Linked DNA regions of Homo sapiens: all the other regions are linked to region 3. Evidence: chromatin contacts called from ENCODE Hi-C or POLR2A ChIA-PET data. All regions are on one chromosome and are shown on one strand. Each heading gives the region's core, a stretch centred on a gene start or an enhancer-like site at or near the end of the contact. The rest is flanking DNA. Distances are from core to core; before and after follow the strand shown. Region 1 overlaps LOC105378977 (a long non-coding RNA gene). Region 2 has its middle 66 kb from the start of LINC01948. Region 3 overlaps LOC124900981 (a long non-coding RNA gene).

What was found. A loop is a pair of places that touch in the nucleus more often than their neighbours do. ChIA-PET counts read pairs that join two places held with the same protein, here RNA polymerase II (POLR2A). Pooled maps may share reads with other maps.
Region 1: a pooled map shows a loop between it and region 3 (4-fold over the local background). The contact joins two enhancer-like sites. A Hi-C loop is called at or near these places in 1 of 37 single-sample maps with no recorded cell type and 2 of 50 pooled maps. POLR2A ChIA-PET finds 5 or more read pairs at or near these places in 1 of 52 experiments (activated CD4-positive, alpha-beta T cell).
Region 2: a loop to region 3 is called in a map with no recorded cell type, with 5 times the contacts of the local background. The contact joins two enhancer-like sites. A Hi-C loop is called at or near these places in 2 of 37 single-sample maps with no recorded cell type and 3 of 50 pooled maps.

Annotation. Positions count from the first base shown.
Region 1 is chr5:56,327,742-56,330,441 of GRCh38, reverse strand. The region is part of intron 2 of LOC105378977 (a long non-coding RNA gene); the gene reads right to left. Among named protein-coding and RNA genes, the nearest start is that of ANKRD55, 96 kb to the right of the region's middle. Within about 2 kb of position 1,386, at least 8 of the 41 ENCODE cell types and tissues checked have a DNase peak (open chromatin) inside an H3K27ac peak, as active enhancers do.
Region 2 is chr5:56,414,156-56,416,855 of GRCh38, reverse strand. No RefSeq gene overlaps it. Among named protein-coding and RNA genes, the nearest start is that of LINC01948, 66 kb to the left of the region's middle. RefSeq lists an enhancer at 1,472-1,521. Within about 2 kb of position 1,380, at least 16 of the 41 ENCODE cell types and tissues checked have a DNase peak (open chromatin) inside an H3K27ac peak, as active enhancers do.
Region 3 is chr5:57,032,008-57,034,707 of GRCh38, reverse strand. It overlaps LOC124900981 (a long non-coding RNA gene), which reads right to left. Exons shown (of 2, transcript XR_007058778.1): 2 at 1-48. Among named protein-coding and RNA genes, the nearest start is that of MIER3, 81 kb to the right of the region's middle. Within about 2 kb of position 1,432, at least 2 of the 41 ENCODE cell types and tissues checked have a DNase peak (open chromatin) inside an H3K27ac peak, as active enhancers do.

The DNA of each region.
Region 1 (2,700 bases), core at 137-2,636, 700 kb after region 3:
TATAGCCAGATTCCAGGAAATAGGCACTTTGACAGAGTCTTCAGCATGAATGCCCAAGGGAAGGAGAAGCTCTGAAAGAAAATTGTTTTAAATAGCTGCCTAATGATTGAGCGTCATGAAATGCTTTCACTTGGCAGGGCAAAATTGCACTACCTAGAAATGTCTGGGTGGCATTTAGAGTTGACAGACAGTAATGAGCGCTGGTTAAAAAAAAAAAAAAAGAGGTATTTTAGTGCTCTAGCAATTGCTAGACCTTCAGAAACACATCTCCCTTCTATATTTACACCTGCATTTTAAAAAGAAAAAAGAACAAAGAGAAGGAAAGAGAAAAAGGAAGGAAAGAAAAAAGGGAGAAAAGTATATCTATCATTTTATCCATTTCTAAAGACTCTTACATCAATTTAAAAGCTAACCATAATTGATCTTTTACTATGAACAATGTTTTGTGCTAAGTGCTTTACAAATATTAGCTAATTTCATCTTCACAACAACTGTTTAAGGCATACAACATTATTTCTCCCTTCTTACACATAAAGAAACTGAAGCTTGCCTGAGGTCATCATCTAATTGACAAGTCACGGTTCAAACCTAGGTGAGTCTAGCTTTAGAATTTGGGTTTCAATCACCGTATGGCATTGCTTCTCTTTCCTAACCTGGACTTAGTGATTGTGCAAACAGTGATGTCAACCATCTCAGCTTGCCTGGGTAGGGATGAAGAGAATTTCCTTCGCTCTTGCTTCTGAAGTTTAAATAATTTGAGTCTATAAAACAAACTAACAATAGGCAGATTCACAGGGAAAAAAAAGTGTACAAATTTTATTAATGTGCATATGGACACAGAAGCCACACACAAAGTATGAGACTCAATGGAAAGCCAGATGGCTGAAGGTTATATACCATACAGCAAGGAATAGAGGCTTGGGGCATGGCAAGACAAGTTATTGGAGGAAGAGGGGAGAAAAGGCATGGTGAGCAAAGGCTATCTTGTTATGCAGATAGAGCCCCATGGATAGCAGCCCTCGGAAAGAACAGACAGTATCCTGCTCTTATGTGGTAAAACTTTATCTGTCAGACCTTTTGAAGTGTCAGAACTTTAGTCCCTCTTTCCTGTGATTTAATCTTTCCTAGGTCTGGATAAGGGAGGCCTTATAAAACCCTGTTTGTGTCTGCTGTTAACTTCATTTCACTAATGTAGATTTCCTCTACAGATGCAAATCTCCCCGCCTCCCCAAAAGACAGCTTTTCAAAGCTTTTCCTGTGGTTTGCAGTTCCTGTGAATAGTCATATCAAAATATACCAAAGAAGTATATTTTGGAGTGGCATATTTTTGTTTCCTTTACCTGAGACCCACAGGACCTAAAGCGCTAAAACCTGGAAAGTCCCAGGCTAACAAGCATGAGTTAGTCATCCTCCAAGAATGCAAAAATATGAAAGAAACCTCTCTCTACTCAGTGATAAAGCTTCTCCAACTTAAGTGAAGGGACATTATAGTGTGCAAAGAGACCAGGCCCTAAAAGAACTGAGTCCTTGTCTCAATCTGCTTATAGCCAGCTCCAAGAGACCTTGACCAAGTCAGGTGACCTCTCTGGGCCTCAGCTCCTTCCTTCTTAAAATGATGAAGGTGGGTTAGATAAACAGGTCTCCACTTGGCTGTACATGAGAACCATGTGAGGAACTTTCAGTAAAGGCCGGTGCTCAGACCCCACCCCACCCCTGACCAATCAAATCCCAGAATATCTGGGGTTGGGGAACTGAATTTACTGCAGAGAACAAAGCATACATGTCCCACTTCTTAGAGCTAACAATTTAGTGGAGGAGCAAAAAGGCAAACTATGATTCATATACATATATATATATATATACACACACACACACACACACACACACACACACACATATATATGATCCTCCCTTCTATATTTATGCCTGTATTTAAAAAAAAAAAGAGAAAAGAACAAAGCAAAGAGAAGGAAAAAAGAAAAGGAAGGAAGTAAAAAAGGAAGAAAAGTGTTTCTAATCTGTTTGCCTGTTTCTAAAGACTCTTACATTAGTTTAAAAGCTAACACTAATTGATCTTTTAATATGAATATATATATATACACATGAATCATACACACACATATAATTTGTAGTAAGAGCTATTAAGGTGAAAATAATGTTATGAGAATTATGAAAAATTAATAAGGGGAACATAATTAAAGGGAGAGAGTCTGAGAAGGCTTCTGTGTGTGTCAGAAGAACAAAAAATTGCAGTTAGGCATACACATTACAGGGGAAAGAGCTTTCTAGTCAAACGGATATCTAACTTGGTTATCTGCTTCCGTATATGTCTACATACATACATACTTATACTATATGTACATGAATGAATGACTTACTTGAAGACTCATAGCCAGAACAGAGGGTGGAAAGGAGGGCGGAGAGTGGTGGGGAGAGCGGCACGCAGAGTGCCTGGGGAGGTCGGCAACAGCCAGACCATGTGGCAGACTTGAGGTTTTATCTTAAGTACAACAGCAATAGCAAGCCAGTGGAAGGTTTAGGCAGGGGAGTTACACTTTCAGATTTGTGTTTTTAAAAATTCACTTGTGCTTAAGTGTAGAGGATGGTTTGGATGGGGCATAAGGAAAAGAGAAGTTATAAAGTTATCGCAATAACATGAGTGAAGGTTTTGTTCCTTGATGATGCCAAATTTTAGCAGAA
Region 2 (2,700 bases), core at 131-2,630, 620 kb after region 3:
GAATGTCACAAAAATGTCAGCTCCAGATCTAAGAGGAGTCTGAATAAGTTCAAGCAGCAAGTCTAAAAGAAATTAACTCCTCATCCCCTGCTTCCTATTCCCTTTTCTGTTTTATTTTGACAGGCATCTGTGTGGATGGGGTACCTTAAGTTTGCTGTGGTAAAAATATTGTGATAATATCATGTTGTGTGTTCTCTTGCCCTGCTGTGATGGTTAATACTGAATGTCAACTTGATTGGATTGAAGAATGCAAAGTATTGATCCTGGGTGTGTCTACGAGGGTGTTGCCAAAGGAGATTAACATTTGAGTCAGTGGACTGGGGAAGGCAGACCCACCCTTAATCTGGTGGTCACAATCTAATCAGCTGCTGGCTAATTTTCTGTCTGGCTAAGCAGACAGAAAAACGTGAAAAGGCAAGACTGGCCTAGCCTCCCAGCCTACATCTTTCTCCCGTGCTGGATGCTTCCTGCCATCAAACACTGGACTCCAAGTTCTTCAGTTTTGAGACTGGGACTGGCCCTCCTTGCTCCTCAAGCTTGCAAATAGCCTATTGTGGGACCTTATGATCATGTTAGTTAATACTTAATAAACTCCCCTTTATATATATAATATCCTATTAGTTATGTCCCTCCAGGGAACCCTTACTAATACACCTGCCAACATAAGAACCAGAAGGAAGAAGTGCAGACGAGCTGGAAGAGTAAGGTGCATGAGTAAATATGAGCTGAGCTACTCAGAATTTTGACAGGACCAATAATTCCTGAAACCTTTGATGTCTGTTTTATACATACACACACACACACACACACACACACACACACACACACACACACTGACCTCCCACAGTGTGCCAGTTAAAACAATGAAATCCCAGAAGAGTTAACTTGACCGAGTCTGAGAAAGCATTACTAGATATCTAAGGACAAAGAAAGAACAAAACTATTTTTAAAAATCTGAAAATGTTAAAAGCTCCAAGAAAAGAGTTAAGATGTGTCTTAAGAATTCAAAAGCCCTCAAAGCTAGCAGATAATAAAGAGAAGAGTGAGTTGACAGTGACAACAAGGCAAATTCTGGCCTTGAATTGCAATCTTTAGGTTCCAGGCTTAGGACTCTCAGAAATTTCATAGCTCCTTGGTTTTGAAATAATGTAAACAATGGCCTAGAAAGACATTCCTGAGAAGTAGACTGGACTGCAGATAAGAAGCTGGACCCAAGGCTCAGGCTGGTGTTAAGACTGTGCAATCTACTTCTCTGTGAAACTTTCTTGGGGGTGAGAAGTTTAGAGTCAACAACTGGAAGAACTCTGTAGAGAGGCGTGGCCCAATTGCTGCTTCCTCTTTTCTCCTGGGGGCAAGTTTCATCAGTCTCAGAGCCCTGCTGTTTGTCATGGGAAATGGGGTGATGGCTGTAGTTCCTGTCTCAGTCTTATTGGTCGATCATACCCTGTCAGCGACCTAGGACATGGTAAGCACTCAAGCACACCATAATTATTTAATATTGATGCAGGGGCTGCCACGACTTAACAATATATTAATGACCAATATTTCATTACTGTGGGTTTGGGGACAGTCAGCCTTAATAGCAGGAGGCTAAACCAGAGTGACTAAAGAGCATCAGAGGATTTCGGATAGCACAGGCGGCAAAGGTCCATAGTGAGACAGCCACGGGGCAAAGGCAACTGGCTTTCTTTACTGAAGAACTACTTTGTGTCGGAGAACCTACTATAAGGAGTTATATTAGAGGTGAAGTTTCTCATGCATGGAGAGACTAGGAGTGATGGTTGACCCCAATATCTTTTTTTTTTTTTTAGAAACAGGGTCTTGCTCTGTGGCTCAGGCTAGAGTGCAGTGGCATAATCATAGCTCACTGTAGCCTCGAGCTCCTGGGCTGTAGGGATCCTCCTTCCTCAGCCTCCTGAGTAGTTGGAACTACAGGTGTGTGCTACTGCATCCAGCTAATTTTTAAAAACTTTTTTTGTAGAGACAGATTCTCACCCCCTTGCCCAGGCAAGTACAGAGATCCATGTACTGGCGCGGTGGCATAGTGGCTCATGCCTGTAATCCCAGCACTTTGAAAATCCTAGGTGGTAGGATTGCTTTAGCTCAGGAGTTCAAAATCAGCCTGGGCAACATAGCAAAAACATGTTTCTACAAAAAATATTTTAAAATGTAGCTGAGTGTAATGGTGCATGCCTCTGGTCCCAGCTACTCAGGAGACTGAGGCCAGAGGATCATCTGAGCCTAGGAGGTCAAAGCTGCAGTAAGCCATGATCACACCACTGCACTCCAGCTTGGAAGACAGAGCAAGACCCTGTCTCAGAAAAAAAAAAAAATGTTTAAAGAAGACAATTAATTTAGATATTTCAGGATTCCCACAAAATATCAGCAGCTAATAAAATCCTGTGCTAGGCCTTACCAAGACAAAATAACATTTAGCCCTATATTTGATGCCTCTCCCATAAAGTCTCAATTTTCTATTGCTATTTAAAAAAATGATGCCATGAAAATACAAAGCAGCTGAAATGAATTATGAGTCCTTTTCGGGGAGGAGAAGGGGGAAAATCTTTCCCCAGGGGCACATTTTTTAAAGTTCCTCTTTCTATTTGAAATGCTTCCTGACTTGAAGCCTTGCAAGAATTTCACAATTAGATGGGTGCAGGGAAGAACAGTTCTGCAGAGTAGCAGAACATTTCTTGCAAA
Region 3 (2,700 bases), core at 183-2,682:
CCTAAGACTAGAAGAACGGCCCAGCTGAACACAGCCCAAATTGCTGCCCTGCAAAATGATGAATGAAAGAAATGGTTGTTATTTTTTAAGCCATTGAGTTTTAGGGTGGTCTGTTATGCAGCAAAAGTGAACAATGCAGTCTTTCCAGACTTCCTTCCTTTCTTCCTTTCTTCCTTTCTTTCTTCCTTCCTTGCTTTCTTGTTTTGCTTTGCTTTCTTTTCCTTCTTTTTCAGACAGGGTCTTGCTTTGTTGCCTAGGCTGGAGTGCAGTGTGCAATCATGGTTCACTGTACCCTGAACCTTCTGGGCTTAGGCAATTCTCCCACCTTAGCCTCCTGAGTAGCTAGCACTACAGTGCGTGCCACCACACCCAGCTAATTTTTTATTTTTCGTACAGACAAAGTTTTCTTATGTTGCCCAAACTGGTCTTGAACTCCTGAGCTGAAGAGATCCTCCCACCTCAGCTTCTCAAAGTGCTGAGATTACAGGCATGAGCCATCGCACCCAGCCTGGACTTCTTTTTCTATGCTTCATACACACATAGACTTTAAAAAAAAAAAACAACACTATCTTACTCTATGTATTATTTTGTTTCCTGCATTATATCTCTTTAATAACATAGCATGTGCTAAATAAATATCTTTCTGTGCTAAATAAATTAGTTTAATAGTTGCTTCATATTATTTTCATATTAATATTATGATCTTTTAATACCATAATTTATTTAACTACTTCTCTATTGGTGGACACTCAGGTTCTTTTCTGTTTGATTTTTCTACTGTAAAAGCCCTGATTAACATTCCATATATTATATCATTGCAAATTTGTACTGCTATTTCCTCTTATTAAATTTTTAGAAATGACTTGTTGGGTAAAAGGCCACATATGTATTTAAGTACATTAATACATGTTCTTTTTTGTTGCCCAGGCTGGTCTTGAACTTCTAGGCTCAAGCAATCCTCCCAGCTGAGTCTCCCAAGTATCTAGGACTACAAGCACGTGTCACCATGCCCAGCAACATGTTCTAAACTGCCTTGAGAAAGGTGACATCACATTGCCAATTCTGTTCCTCATTATCTCTATTATGAATTTTAACTCTGCTATCCGAGTTCATCTCCCTTTTCCTTTCATTCCATTGCCTTTCCACCTCAACCTGTTCTATGGTTTTCTGATTCTGCTTCAGAGAGGTGAGTTACTTTGCAGTCTTCTAAGGATGTAAATTTTTCTCAATTTTTCTTTTCTGTTTCCTGTAGGAATAAATGAAGCCCAGATATCTAATTTTCTTATTCATTATTTATTCTCTCTCTGGAGAAGCCACCTCTATCTAGGGACTTCACTTGGGTGTGCTTTTTGCCCACAGTGCTGCTCCCTGTTCACTTGGGCACAGGTCAGGTCCATGAGTCAGATCCATGGCAAATGGCCAGCAGGTACACACCCCACTCTGGATCCAACTCAAGTATCAAGTAGATTGTCATCAGCTGTCTCTGTTGGAATGTGGTGGGATCTTCTTTCCTCTTTTTATTTTTTTTTTAAGATCTCAGCTCACTGCAACCTCTGCCTCCTGGGTTCAAGTGATTCTCCTGCCTCAGCCTCCTGAGTAGCTGAGACTACAGGTGCACGCCACCACACCTGGCTAATTTTTGTATTTTTAGTAGAGACAGGTTTGGCCAGGCTGGTCTTGAACTCTGGACCTCAAATGACCCACCCACCTCAGCCTCCCAAAGTGCTGGGATTACAGGCGTGAGCCACCGCACCTGGTCTGGGCTCTTCTTCCATACCCACTCTGAACAGATACCATTTACAAAAAATTACAGTGTCCAGCATGCACCTCTCAAGGGCTCTTTCTTTCTCTGCCCCCATCTATAAGGACTCTACTTGAGAAGCAGCCACATCACAATTTAGTTGAGTTTTTTGTATCTAACGGCTCTCTAATTACTAGTTAGGTTGTCATGTAATGACATTGCATTAATTAAAGACTTAAATGGCACACCTCTATCTATTGGAGAGGCTAGGGTTCAAAATGTCCACTGTGATTTGACATTCCATTTGTATTTCTGCTCTAGCAATTTTCAGAGTTCTAAGCAGTTGGCCAACATTATCTCCAGTCCTCAAAACAACCTCAGAAGACAAATAGGAGGCAGGTGTTCTTGTCCCTGAACTTCATGGGGAAGCAGAGGCACAGGGGGACAATGTGACTCATCTGCCCAGTCTGTGGACATTTGTCAGCTGCCTTGCTTCCCCTCCTTTGCTCCATGCTTCCTATCTTGTGGCACCATGCTGCCAGACTGCCCATCCCTGAGGCTGGTTGGACTGCAGTAGAAGGTCAATTAGGATGAGTCATTCAAACATTTGAACTGCCTGGTTGCTGCTTAGAGAGTGCCCTTAACACAGGTTGCCCTGCTGAGCATTTGAGGTGTGGTGCTGAATAAAACTGCATGCCACCGATCTTGCCCTAAAAGCCCTGCATCATGCATTTACCACTCAGACTCCATAAGTCTTAATCCACTTCTTCCTCAATAACAGCTTAGTCAGTATGAAGTGACTCTAATAATAGCAGCAGCAGATTGAGCATACACAATGCCTGCCATCCTGAAGGTGTTTTAGGAAGCTCTGCTGAGGTGCTTCTCTGTCTGTCTGGTCATATCTTTAACCATGCATCTGAAACCAGATGCTCATGGTAAGGGAGATGAAAATATTTGGC